2 separate regions of the Homo sapiens genome follow, and region 1 is linked to region 2. The links are chromatin contacts, found by Hi-C in ENCODE. All regions are on one chromosome and are shown on one strand. The core of a region is the stretch at or near the end of the contact, and the rest is flanking DNA. Distances in the headings are between cores, read along the strand shown. Region 1 holds the start of ZNF22-AS1 (ZNF22 antisense RNA 1). Region 2 holds the start of ANTXRL (ANTXR like).

Region 1 (7,012 bases), core at 250-2,749, 1.3 Mb after region 2:
CCCCTACAAACCCCACATAGGTGGCAATGTCGGAAAATCTAGAACTTCAAAAGCAATAAAATTATTGGAACTATTTTTCATTATCTTGTGTCAGAATGTGGAATTTAAAATAGAAACAATTATTCTGGGTTTCTTTGCATACAAACATATAAAGCAAATAAATGAAAACAAAAACATAATTTTTCTTGCCTTCCTTTCATCTTATTGTATAATTGAGACTTTAGGTCCAGGACTTTATCTGGATATTTAATAATTACATCAGCTGTAATTATGGTCAGCGTAAGAGTAAGCCGCATATAACACAAGATTACAGTTAGGACTACCCACTCCTTAACTTAAGCAAATATTTACAGAACATCTACCACACAGGAGACATTGTGTTAGGTACATGGTGTTGGTGTTGCTTTTTTTTTTTTTTAATAACTATAATGGTCATTATACATAAAAGCACACGCATTTAATACAATGGAAGTCAGATCTAGTCAGAAACTCAGACTGTCAAATCCACCTACGGATGAGGCAATCATACTAGTATGTGCCAGACACTGTGTAACTTGATTCTGTGCTAGCTCTTTAATTCTCCTGGCACCTTTATGCAGTTATTTCCGTTTTAAGTTAAGGAAACGAGGGCACAATGCTAGAAGGCACTGGCCGGGTTCCCAGACCCTAGCAGTTTGACTCCAGAGCCTGTACTCTTAGTGGCAGCCACATCTTCCATTGCTCAGTCCAGCGCGGCGACCCGTGCTTTGCATAGCTCCCCAGCAGGGGCAAGCACGAAGTTAAACCTGAGTGACAGAAGCTGCTGTTCTTGCACACCCAGCTAACTGGAATGTGCCTCAGTTTCCTCGTAAAATGGGGAGGGTAATGATAAAGTGGCAACACCATCAAGATGTTAGAAGTTGCAATGAGTCTGAATCTGAAAACCGCTCAGAGCAGCCCTGTGCTGCCTAAGCATTTGTTCCACGTATCTAGTCCTCGAACGCTCCGAGCGACGGAAGGGGCCGGGGCTGCTGCTCACCCGCCCAGTTCCACCCGCCGCGGGCCGCGCCTCGCCCGGGCCCCCAGTCCAAGCCTCCCGTTCCCAGCACTCCGCCGGCCGCTCCTCATTGACCCGGCCCGCCCGCCGCGCAGGCCGCGGCCCCACCCTGGGCCCGCGTGGCCCTCCCGCCCCCGCCCGGCGGCCAGGCCCTGCCCGGAGGCGGGAGACGCAAGCCACGCCATCGCCCGGGCCCGCGCCGCCCTCGTTGCGGCCAGCGCGCTCCCGAGCGGACCCGAGTATCCGACGCAGGCCCCGAGCGCCCCAAGTGCCCCAATCCCACTCACCGCGCGGGACCAGCCACCACTCTGGCTCGCTGGGCGCCTCCCGCGCCGCCGGAAGTGAGGGCCTCGCCGCGCTCTGGCGCCGCCGCGGTCGCTCTAGGAAAGTGGCGGAGCGACCCTCTATGGTCCCGGGCCCACCCGAAAGCGTTGTTCGTTTCTTCCTGTGGTTTTGTTTTCTCCTCCCCCCAACTCGGAAGGCGTCCTGTGACCCCCGGGACCTCAAGAGCTGTAACCGCCCCTGTGTGTGGTCGAGGCTTTTGAAACCAAACTCTAGCCTCTCCAACCTAGAAACTGCATACTTTCCACAAATTTTGAGATTTTTGAGACCCTGGTACTTTTCACGAAGTCACCTTAATTATCACCAAAAAGCTCCTGCAAGATGGGAGTGGTTATACTCCATTTACAGGAAAGGAACCAAGGCTCAGAGAAGAAATGTGCTCCGTTCACCGTGTGTAAGCGGACGACCCAGAATTGGAATGGTTCTTTGTGGCTCCAAAGTCTGATTTCAACACACCCCTTTTGTTGCTCATTAGTAATGATCTCTCTTTGTTCTTATTCCTTCCAGGCTCCTCCTCAGCCATCCTGGCCGTGCTCAGTCATCTGACCAGCTGACCTCCGTGTTCCCCCACTCCCTGGGGAGCTCCTCCGCCTTTTGGCTTCCAATGCTATTGCTGCATGCTGAAGACTCCCGCATTGGTAACTCCAGTCTGACTGTGGGACATAAATGTTATTGAACTTTAGACTTGTATATCGAACTGATTACTCAAGAGCTGCATTTGCATGTGTAATGGACATCCCAAACCTAACATACCCCCCAAATGAATTCCTGATATCTACCTAACCTGTTCTTGCAACAGTCTTCTTCCCAGGGATGGGTGAAGATCCCATCATCTTTCCAGTTGCTCAAGCCAAAAACCTTGATGTCACTGTTGTCTCTTCTTTTTTTCATCCAAAATTCACCTGTGATTTATCCACAAATTCTGTCGGCTTCATCGTTAAAATATATTCATTATCAAGCCACTTTCAACACTTCCACTGCTATAACCACCAAGCCACCTTCATCCACCTTCTGGATTATTATATTGGCTTCCAGACGGGTTGCCCTACAGTCTATTCACGGCCCCAGAGTAATCCTCTTAAACCTAAGTTAGATCATGTCATTCATTTGTTCAAAACCTTCAAAGGCTTCCCAACTTATTAGAGCAAAGCCAAGGACCTCGCAGTGGCACCCGATGCCTCTCATGATCTGTCTCTTTAGTTCTTTATTGTGTCTGCAGTGCTGAAAACAGTGCTCAGCAGGGAACAGACACTCAGTAAATAGCTGTTGAATGAATGAATTTATAAGATGCCTTATTGTTTACAAAGTACTTTTACATCTTATCTTCTGGTTATTCATCTTCACCATAGTCTCATGAAGCACAGATTATCATATCTGTCTTGCAAATCAGTAAACTGAAGCAAGAGAGGCTGACCTGCCTGAAGTAATACAGTGGTTTGTTGGTGGAGGCTAAACTAAGTCATAGGTTCATTCTCTTAAGTTGGGGCTTTCTGCTCTGTAGGGAGCTGTCTCTGCATATGGCAAAGCACAAAGCTGAATGAGGTCTGGACAAAGAAGCTCCACTCGCAATCTAGAGAGTATCTGGACTATTGCAGTGATTAAATGAGGTAATGTAAGGCACTTAGCACAATGTATAACACAGAAGAAATGAGAGTCGTTGTTACTTTTATTATTAAATTGTTATAAGTTGGTTGATGCTGGTGGTTGGAGAGTTTGGGGTAAAGGGCAATGGCCAGAGATCTAGAAATGGTTTAGGAAAAGCGTCAGGAGCAAACATGACCCGTTGGGACTGTCTGCTCTATGTACACTAAAATAAAAAGATAATTTTTAAAAAGCCATTTTGTTAGTAAGGTAGTTACTAATTAAAACTAACTCCTTTAATGTCTACATAAAGATGGATTATCCCTTTTTCCTATACCTGAAAACAACTGGGCCAGCCATAGAAGGGCCAGAGGTATGTCAACTAAAGCATTGGGTAAACGAGGATGGATTTTTTAAAAAGAGAGAGACGAAAGTCAGGAAATAAAGGGGTGTGTGTCCCTAAGTGTGGACAGAGTCCTGGGCAGTAAGGATGGAGAGGAGGGAGAGCCAGAAAAATATATGAAGGAGAGGAGGGTAAAGGAGAATGGGAAAAAGACAGGGAGAGAAAGCAGGTAGGGTTTTATGCCTTCAGCCTAGCTGTTAGTATAATAATAGTTAACACTTATTGAGTGCTTATTGTGTGCCAGGCACTGTTTGCAGCATTTGAGGATCTCACGTGAGATTCCTGAGGCATGATTATTCCTGAGGGTTTGCTCCACCTTCTCTGGTTTTGGTCCCTGCACTTTGTGGTGTGACTCCGGTGCCTCCTGGTGAACCACATGCCTGTCCCACTGATGTTGACTTGACCACTGATTTGAATTGGCTGACCGCATGTGACTGGATGCAAGGGGTACATCACATCCCAGAAGAAACTTCAAGTCATTGTGTTTCTGCCAGGACTCTGCTCTTTCCCTCTGCCTTGAGAATAGCATGTCCCAAGTAGGGGCTGCCCCTTTAGTCTAGGAACCAGGATGATAAGACACATGGAGCAGAGCCACAGAAGCTCACATGTAACCACAACGGTCCCACGTAATGTTAGAGAAACAAATGCTCTTGTAACACTGAGATTCTTGGTGGTATTATTGCATTAAAGTTGACTAATGTACCTCCCACCAACCGTAAGAGATAGGAATTGTTATTATCCTGTGATATTGTGAAATACATAGTTGATCTTCTCCCCGTTTCCTGACATACAACTTCTAAAATCCTTAGAATCTCCAAAGTGATGTCTTTTTATATGCTGATGAGTTGACTGATGCCTGGCAGCCCCTGGGTAGCTTCAGGATGGGGCTGGTCACTGGAAAGACCACAGCAGGATTAGAAGGATGGCAATTTCAGCTCCACCCCATCAACATCTGGGGAGGAGGGCAACTGAAGGTGAAGTGGATCACCAATGGCTGATGGATTAATCAATCATGCCTGTGTTACAAAGTCTCCATAAAAGCTCCCAAAGGACTGGGTTCAGAGAGCTTCTGGATACCTGAACACATGGATGTTACTGGAGGGTGCCACCTGGGGTCGGGGGGTGCAAAGGGGAAGGAGTATGGAAGCTCCGCACCCTTTCCTTCATACCTCACTATATGCATTTCTTTTTCTATATCCTTTGGAATATCATTTGTAATAAACCAGGAAATGTGTTTCGCTGAGTTCTGTGAACCGCTCTTGCAAATTAACCCAAGGAGGGGGTCACGAGAATCCCAACTTGAAGTGGGTAGTTCACAAGTTCCAGAGGCCAGGGCTTGTAACTAATGGGAAGGGTGGAGACCATCTTATGGGACTGAGCCCTCAACCTATGGGAGGTGATGCCATCTCCAAGTAGATAGTGTCAAAACTGAATTAGAGGACACCCAGCTGGTGTCCCTGCAGAAATGATTGCTTGGTTGGTGTGTGGGGAGAATCCCTCACCCCGTTTGGTCACAGAAGTCTTTTGTGATTATTGCTGCTGAGTGAGAGAATAGTAGAAAGCACTTTGTTTTCTTCCACACAGAATCCCCATTTCACAGATGAGAAAACTGAGGCAAGAAACTCGCCCAAGGTCATGCACATTTGTAAGTGGCAAAGCCAGACTTTGAAATCAGAAAGCCTGGCTCCAGAGCCTATTAACCTCTCTATAACAGTCTATCTCCCAAATGGGATTCTAGGCAATTTTTATGCAAATTAAATTATTGAAAATGGTCACGCATGATATTTACAAAACACAAGGGAGAAAGGGAACAAGGGTGTGGGAGGCAGGGGGTGGACACAGTCTGGGCATCTTTCTGCACATATTTCTGGGGATTCTGGCCCAAGAGAGGCCAGATCCCTTAGTGGCTGGGACATCTCTGGGAAACTACCCAGCAGGGACCAGTGTGTCCCTGAGCCCAGTGGTATTTGAAGGGTTCATTCCAGGAAAAAGAGTCTTCTGGGGTGAGAAAAATCCTGGCAAGACAGTTTCATTTTCCTATGTCTTTGTCCCCTGCACACCACTGGCTTGCGCACACACACACAGACACACACACACACACACACACACACACACACACACGCTGTCTCAGCAGGGAGCACTGCTGCCTTGGGTCTGTGTTTGGCAACATGGATCCCCAGCCCAAGTGCCAGAAAGGCAGTTATAGGTGTGGCTCATGTGCGGTAACAACAGTGGTCCGTCTCCCACCAAGAACTCTCAGCCCAGGGATCCTGAACAATGGTTCTTTCCACCAAGCCTGAGACTTGGCTTTCTGTTTCCTTTGGACTCTCTGGGAAAGAAAACCCTGGGAGTTCCCATTCCTAGGTCTGAGAAAACATCTCTGTTAAAAGTTGACCAGGAGGGCACAGGGCCCTACCCTGCACAACGTGAGTCTCAGGCAGGGCACGTGAGCAGCTAGCCTGATCCCAAACAATCGCAGCTCTCAGGGCCTAAATATAGCCCATGCATCTGGCTGTTTTTATACTCAGTTGCTTGGCTCTGATCGACCAAGCTTCCTGTCTGATCACCACTGAGGAACTGAGGGCAGGGGGATGCTGCCCACCACTGCACCTGGCAAGGATATCCCGCTGCCCCTCCGCAGCTGCAAGGCACCTGCGTCCTACACACCCGGGACACATTTTGCAGGGCTGGTTCCTCCACAAATCATCTGGTCAGACTGGATAAGCTTTGGGCCTTGTTTCCATGGGACTAAGGGGCCAGATGTATCCTGGGTGAACCCTGGCTCTATTTTGCCAGTGGGAAGGTCTTTATTCCATTTTCTGGTAAACATTCCAATCCGGTAGCATATGGTTATCACCAAAGAAAAACAAGATGTTTTTGATCCCTTCTGGTAATTTGTTCTGGGCAAACAAACTTGTTTTTCCTGAGTCCAGTCCTTTTGCAATCATGCTGATTTCATCCTGTGCTGTTTATTATTCTCTCTGGTTCTTGAGGCCTGGCCTGGCAAGACAGTCCTATTTTAGGAGACAACACTCTCCCATAGCAATCTTTGCTTTATCTTCGGATACGTTTATTACCTGAGACACTAGGTAGCCAATGGGGCATATGAGAAATACCCTAAGCTCTATGTAGAAAGAAAGCGGGAGCTCCCCACAGGAACCAGTAGGAAACCACAGAGACCAGCCTCTAACGTTTGAAATTATGGGGTTGAGGTGAGCTGAATTTGCAGCTTTTCAGATTGCCTCTGAACAGCAAATATGATGTTGATTTAGAAAAAAAGGTGTGAACTCCTCAGCTGATTGCAGAAGTGTACCTTTTCCCTTTTTCTGAGCCACTTGCTAGTGATTTTTCTGACCCATAACGTTCAGAAATTAGATTGATAACACCTACTTTAAAAGTGAACTTATCCGAAAAGGCCTTAAATAATATTGTAATAACTTTCAAAAGCAAACCAACCAACCAAACAGGCTGGTACTTAGGGAGGGTCTCCTGCTCCACTGGCTTCCTGTGTGCCAGGACCTGGCCTGCTCCTAGCTGGCAGGTGCATCTTGGCCTGTGACGCCACATGCACTTCTTAGCCAACTCTGCCTTGGCCTCCACCTCACTCCCAGGAGCTTTGCCGGTTCGTTGCTCAGCTGATCTCTTGACCC
Region 2 (7,055 bases), core at 165-2,664:
GAGTCTTGTCACACTAGCTGTCTCTGGATGCTTCCCCAACCTCCAGGAGCCACCCTTGTCCAGGAACCAGATAGAAAAATACCTGTACTACTCACAGCCCAGGATTGTGGTGAGGTGCCAGGAGTGCAGGGGAAGGGCTTTGGAGGCCAGAAAGTGCTGCAACATTCTCCTGAAGATTGCACCACTGCTGCTACTGAATAAGCACAGAGTATTACCACCCAGCAGGAGGAGCAGGAAAGGGAACCAAGGCAATCTCTCCAAAGCTGAACATTTGCCTCTTTTCTTTCCTGGTGAGCCAGAAGGTGCCTAATACGTAGCCCAGCTTCCCCAGGGCCAGCCTGAAACAGACCAAACTGTTCTGAAAGTGTAGGAACTATCGCGTGGCTCTCCAAGTTGCAGAAGAGGCACTTAGAAGCAGCCAACCAAAGGCCTTCTCTAAGCAGTGACATTAGAATGCCCAACACAGGCAACAAAGCAATCTCTGTGGGGCCCAGTAAAATAGAAGTCATTTGCGTGAAAAAACAAACAAGCAAAACAACACAGAAACCCCAAACATCCGCAGTGAGCATCTGAGAACTGCTGAGAGGCAGGTCCGAGCAATCATCTGTTGCAGCAGCGTGAGGATGAGGATGCTGACCCAGCTGATGGAGGGGTAGGGAATCGTCCAGAACCCCTTTGGTGGCTTTTTTCCTCATCCAGGAGATGAAGCACCAGGGAAAAGAAAGCCAGGGCATTCTTTCTGCCTCAGAAAAACAGGAGGCCTAGGTCTGGTCTGACCAAAGTTTGGCCCTGCTTCTGTGACGGAAGCTTGCATCTCCTTGAGTGGTGTCCTGTCCCTAGTGAAAAAGAGACAGTGGCTCCTGAGGGTGACCCAGGGCCAGAGCTAGAAGGGACACTCACTTGTCCAAGATGAAGTAGAGGTCAAATGAGCCCTGGCATCTGTGACCTGCTTGCCCCTGGCGCCAGTGCTGCCTCCATCCTGGGCCATGGTGGTGGTGGGCTCTCCTGGAGCCCAGGGCCAGGCGGTGAAATATTCTCCAGTCAGGTCCATGGTACCGAAGGCTTCCTGCTCTAAAAAGCGGTGGAGGAAGCAGCAGCAGCAGCAGGAAGACCAGGAAGTAGGGCCCCAGGGACTCATGGCTCCCCATTATCTGGCTGTCCCTGTGACCCCACCTCACTCTTGGGTGCCTGTGCCAGGGCCCAGAGAGGCTGAGCACAGGCCCCTTCTTTGCCGCCTCCCCTTATGCCCGGGGCCACACCCCTCCTCCTGCCCTTTCACCAGTGCACACTATGGCCCTCCACCAGGTACCTCCCCAGATCGCAGGGACTAGGGTCAGCAGCTGGCTCTGGGAGACTTGCTTCCAGCTACCTGCCTGGCCCTTCCCCCACCCTGGGGACAGAATTCTCTGTTATGGTTGACAGGAAGGTTGACATGGTGACTTTGTGACCTGCAGCTCTTCCCAATGTCCTGCATGTTGACAACATCAGGGGGAGGCACAGGACCTTTGGAGGGGCTACAAGAGGAAGCCTCCATTTCCCTTATAACAGCCCTCACAGTGTCCCTTAAAACCACTAGACCCTGCTGTTTGTTCATTGGAAGAGTTAGCCCAGGTGAGTTAGGTGAGGACATTGCTGTGGGTGAGGAGGTCAAGGACTGGGAGGCCAGAGTGTTGGCAATGGGAGGTTATTTGTGTGACACTGAAGTCCCCCAGGAGATGGCAGTTCGGGAAGGAGATGGAAACTGCAGTGTTGCCAGAGTCTTTGTGAATGAGGGACATTCCGGTTCTCTACTGCTGTGTAACAGACCACCTACATTTAGGGACACAGAACAGGCCCATTTTATTATGCTCACAGGTTCTGAGGATCAGGCACTCAGGGCGGAGTTAGGAGGGCTCCTCATGTCTGGGGCCCCATAACTTGAAGGATTGGGCACTGGAATTATCTGGAGGCTGCTCCACTCACAAGTGTGGCTCCTAGGCAGGAGGGCCCAAAACCTGGGCTCAGCTGGGACTGTGAATGGAGACCCTGCATGTAGCCTCCCCGTGTGACCTGGGCTTCCTCCCAGCATGGCAGCTTCAGGGTGCTTGGGCTTTTACAGGTGGCCCAGAGGTCCAAGAGTGAGTATTTTCAGTGAGCACGGCAGAAACTGTAGAGCTTTTTATGACATCACCTTGGAAGTCACACAGTGTCACTTCCACTGTGCTCTATTGGTCCAAGCAGTCACAGCTGCCAAGAGTCAATGGGCAGGAACACAGGCCCCCTCTCTAGGGAAAGAATGTGGACAGGTTCACATCCCAGTGTCAAAACTGCTGTATGACCAACGCTTTGAATAGCAGAGAGGTTACAGTGTGTGGAAAGACGTAGGCACCAATGAGTGAGACTCAAACAGGACTCAGAAAAGTCAGACTGTAACTGTTAGAAACACCTTAATCAATTTTATTTTATTTTGTATGCACAAGAGTGATATCCAATTAAAAATCGTTCTCTAATAAGTCTAAAATATATCTTTCAATATGTGTAATATACAAATTACAAGTGATAAAAGTATTGGGTTAGTTTTTTGTTCTTTGATTTCTTTTGTTTTGGAACTGTATTTAATATAATAGAGTATCTTAAATAAGGGGTATTTCAGAATGAATGAAGCCCAGTATATTTCCTTCAAAAGCATATTTGAGCTATCTTGCTTCATTCTTCTTGATACTTGGTATTAGCATACTTTAATATTTTTGCCTGGTGGTAAGTCATCTCCTTGTGGTTTACTTTTTTCTTATTTTATTTATTTATTTTTTTGTAGAGACAGGGTCTTGCTATGTTTCCCAGGCTAGACTCCACCTCCTGGCCTCAAGGGATCCTCTGGCCCTGGACTCCCAAGCGCTGAGATTAGAGGTGTGTGAGCCACCCTCACTGCCCTCTTTGTGGTCTTAATTTGCTATTTCCTAATTACTAATGGGAACTGGTCACCTACTCACTTGATTTTGGTCGTTCATGGTTCCTCTTTGAAGTGCCTATTTAATGCCGGCATCCATTCTTTGCTTCAGGTGTTTTTCTCTTTCACATTGACTCAATAACAGTCTTTATATATCCTGGATACTAATCCTTTATCACTTGCTGCAAGTATCTTCTTTTACTCTGTGGCTTGTTTTTTTCACTTCATTTATTGTTTTTTAAACAAAGCCTAAGTTCTTAATTTTAACGTACTTGAACTGACATTTTCTACCCTGGCCCCCTCCCACCCTTAGTTCCCAGACACCTCTTATGATCTGGGGTCGAGGAGCCCGCCTTCCTGGCGGTCTCAGCTGGGGCCTGGGGAGCGAAGGCGGCGGGCGCTCGCGGGAGGAGCTGCGCGATTCGGATGCTGGGGAGGTGAAGCTCGCGGGGCCGCCAGGCCGCCGGGGTAAGGAAGGCCGGGAGGCCGCGGGGGTCCACGGCGCGGAGGGAGCCGCAGGCACCGGGCACAGCCCTCGCCCATCGCCGAGACCCGGCAGGCCCAGGAGCCAGAGGGCGGCGGCGTGAGAGGGAACCGCCTCCAAAGGACGCCCTCGCCCTCCCGCAGGCATAGTCGCAGGCGCCAGTCCCGGTCCGAGCCAGCTGGGGGTGGCTCCGGGGAGCTGAGCCGGGGGAGGGCCGGGCCGCCCAACGGATCAATAGGGGGGTTTCTCCCAGGTTGCCGTTTCTCTGGCCCGCGACGCCCTACCCGCCGGAGCCGCCCAACCGCAAGCCCCGCCCCGAAGGCGGGTGCAGCCAGGAAGGCGGGGCCTGGTGGCCTCTGGGCGCTGGCGCCAAGTTCAGAGCCGCGCCCTGGGCTGGGCGGTGGCGGCCGCGTCTGCACTTCCCCCCCTGCGCGCCTCTGGAGAGCCCGGGAGAGACGCACCCTCAGGTCGGCCAAGACCGAGAACAAGCGGGCGCGGGCAGCGGAGCCCATCTCACTTGCACGAAAGGCAGCGTTCTTGAGTCCTGCCTTTGACGGCGGGGGGTTCTTCCCTTCCCTCTGTCAGCTTCCTCCAGCTCTCTCCCATGTCCTTTCCGAGTCCCATTGCTGTCCCTGTCTCTTGCCTCTCTGCTTCTTGTCTCCTTGTCCTCTCCTGTTTCTCTCATCTCTCCCTTTTTCTTGTGTCCGCCTTGTTGGCTATTTCTCTTTTATCCTTTTTCCTTCTCTCTCTTTCGGCCTCTCCCCTCACTCTCCCTATAGGCTTCCTTCTCTCTTGCAAGCAAGAATTCTTCTTATGTTTTTCCCCTAAGGTGACTTCTTGGCCATAATCGTTTGCATCCACCCCTCCCCGCCCCAGCCCTCTCTCTGTTCATCTTGTAGTGCCCCATTATTCTCATCCAGGGCTTGTGCTAGGTGCTGGCGTCTTCAGCCCAGATCCTTTCTCCAACAGAGTATATACAAAGATCTGCACATGTAACCCGTTCAGTGCCTTTCCTGGGAAAAAGTACATAGATGATCAAATTATAAATCTCTGAATTTTCAGGGTCACCTGAAAAAAATACCTGGTTTTAGATACAAGACAATTGAATCCTTTTCTTGACATTTTGCGTTTACTCATAGAGGCACAGACAGCACAGCAGGAAGCTAAGCCTTGCAGAAGCTTTTAGGGGACATTGCCACCCACACCTTCTGTGCAATGCCAGGTGCAGGGGAGGCAAGGGACAGGATACAGACCTGGGTTGTGGGAAGACAGTGGGAGGCCAGGGCTTTGCACTTGAAACATTTGGGTGAGACTGACTGGAAATAAGAAATTAACAGTAAATTTCTAAAATATGTAGTTGCTTTGCCTCCTCAGAAATAATGGAACCTGATGTTGTGGTATATTGTGATCTTTAATGATATTCCAGCTTTTGACCAGCTTCTGTGGAACATCTCTACCCTGCCCTGCAGACTACCCTGTGACTCCTGGAAGTCTAGGTCCTTTGTTGCATGGAGAGGATGCAAACCACGTGCTGCAGCTCCCGATGCCTTTTCCGAGCAGATTCCTCAGAGGGGGTGCCTGACATCAGAGATGAATTTCAGCCAATGCCTCCGAAGAGGCAGATGCAGAAACCTCACTCCTCTCAGTAACCCTGAGCAAAGCACTCAACCTCTCTGAGCCTCGGGTTTCCATCTGTAAAATGGGCTCAAGCTAAGTTGTCTCTCCAGACTGTCAGGCGGCGCGCAGGGAGGAGGTGCAGACGCGGCCGCCACCGCCAAGCGCCCAGCGCGCGGCTCTGAACTTGGCGCCAGAGCCCTGAGGACACCAGGCCCCGCCTTCCTGGCCGCACACGCCTTCGGGGCAGGGCTTGTGGGTGGGCGGCCCCCGCGCGGGAGGGTGCCGCGGGCCAGAGAACTCGCAATCCGGGAGAAAGCCTCTGATCAGCTGGGCAGCCCAGCCCTCCCCGGGCTCAGCTCGGCGGACAGCCCTCTGATGGCTCGGGCTGGGCCGGGCGCCGGCGCCTGCGGGAGGGCGAGGGCATCCCTTGAAGGCGGCTCCAGCTCTCGCTGCGGCCCTCTGGCTCTAGGCTCCCCGACCTCTCACTCCTGCGCCAGGGGGGCCGCGGCGATGCGCCCCGTGCCTGTGGCTCCCTCTTCGCGGAGGACCTCCGTGGCCTCCCGGCTCTCCCTCCCCGCGCGACCTGGCGGCCCCGCTAGCGGCACCTCCCCAGGGCCCAAGTAGCCCAGATCCTCCAGGAGCGCCCCGACACCTCCGCTCCCCTCGCCCCAGCTGTGACCGCGCAGCACTTTGCCAGGAAGGGGGGCTCCGCGACCCTTAGAACATAGAGGTGTCCAGGGACTTAACTGCCCCTGGAGGGTGGCAGGGGGCCAGGGCAGAAGGGCCGTGGTCTGGACGGAATGACTGTGGGGTGGGTGGAGACTGCGCTGGGACTCGGAGGACCTGGGCTTTCCCCTGCAGTGGTGGAGTGAGGGTAGATGGGATAGAGTCTCAGGTAATTGCAGTTCTTGGTGCTGTTGCAGGCAAGTGTGCATGGGTCACATTGCTTGAGCGTAGGGTGCAAAGTAGCTTCCTTTGGAGAAGGGAGAATTCTTCAAGTACTGAAAGGAAAACCACCCCGAGTCCCTGCTCCCTCATTGATTAATTCCGTCACTCAGTGGGTGTTCTGACGTGGTAGGGGTGAGTGGGTGCGCGGAGATACCGTGAGGAAGCGCTGAGTTTCTCTCCAAGGCTTTGGAGGGTCTGTTGCAAAGATGAGATCCTCAAGGACAAACATAAGTCTGATGAGGGGGAAGTTGGGTTCAGAACATATATCAAACCTTAGAGATGGTCCTGTTACAGGAAAGGGGTCCCCATCTAAACACCAAGAGAGGGTTCTTGAATCTTACGCAAGAAAGAATTCAGGGCGAGTCTGCAGTGCAAAGCAAAAGCAAGTTTATTAAGAAAGTCAAGTGGTCAAAGTGCAGCTACTCCATAGACAGAGTGGGACGTTCCCGAAAGTAAGAGGAGTAAAGCCCCCATCCTAGGTACAACGCTTGTGTAGATGGGGAGATGTGCTCTGCAAAAGGGTTTGTGATAAAGGATTCATTTTCTTAATTACTCTATTTTGCAAGCATCAATATTATCTTTAAAGCAAAATTAGGAATGCCGTTGTTCTCCAGATATCTTGATATCTGGATACTCCCAAGTCTGGGTCTGTTTAGTAAACATTATTAATTTGTTCCCTTAACTGTGAACATCTAGAGGCGAGGAATGCCTAGCTTTCTGAGAACGCAGCCCAGCAAGTCCCCGCCTCATTTTCCTAGCCCTCACTCAAAATGGAGTCGTTCTGGTTTGACTGCCTCTGACAGTCCTGAAGCAAAACTTTTCTTTTATGGAAGAGAGAACATTGAGGAATAGAGAGAGACATCAAATCCGAAATGCAGAACATCAGAGACAAAGAAAACAATTTGAAAGTCACCAAACTCAAAACACAGATTACCCAGGAAAGACTGGTGGTGAAACCAATGATAAAGTTGCCACAGCCACCAGTGATATGTCCTTGGGTGCCTCAAAAATAGAATTCTGTATCTATCTGGAATATAAATCAAGTGTGAGCACAAAATGAAGGTATTGTCAGATGTGCAA

What was found. A loop is a pair of places that touch in the nucleus more often than their neighbours do. Pooled maps may share reads with other maps.
Region 1: a loop to region 2 is called in a map of CD8-positive, alpha-beta T cell, with 4 times the contacts of the local background. The contact joins the promoter of ZNF22-AS1 here to the promoter of ANTXRL in region 2. A Hi-C loop is called at or near these places in 1 of 168 maps with a recorded cell type or tissue (CD8-positive, alpha-beta T cell), 1 of 37 single-sample maps with no recorded cell type and 10 of 50 pooled maps.

The regions. Positions count from the first base shown.
Region 1 is chr10:44,995,290-45,002,301 of GRCh38, reverse strand. ZNF22-AS1 (ZNF22 antisense RNA 1) reads left to right here and starts at 1,499. Exons shown (of 4, transcript NR_126421.2): 1 at 1,499-1,772; 2 at 1,886-2,016; 3 at 2,880-2,985. ZNF22 (zinc finger protein 22) reads right to left here and starts at 1,379. Exons shown (of 2, transcript NM_006963.5): 1 at 1,324-1,379. It overlaps LOC124902530, which reads right to left. Exons shown (of 3, transcript XM_047426129.1): 3 at 1-1,522. The coding sequence ends at 893. It overlaps RASSF4 (Ras association domain family member 4), which reads right to left. Exons shown (of 11, transcript NM_032023.4): 11 at 6,411-7,012. RefSeq lists an enhancer at 763-1,263 and a silencer at 990-1,339.
Region 2 is chr10:46,281,356-46,288,410 of GRCh38, reverse strand. It overlaps ANTXRL (ANTXR like), which reads right to left and starts at 1,414. Exons shown (of 17, transcript NM_001278688.3): 1 at 901-1,414. The coding sequence starts at 1,148. It overlaps LOC105378577 (a long non-coding RNA gene), which reads right to left and starts at 3,561. Exons shown (of 1, transcript NR_160731.1): 1 at 2,414-3,561. RefSeq lists silencers at 3,371-3,860, 5,225-5,374.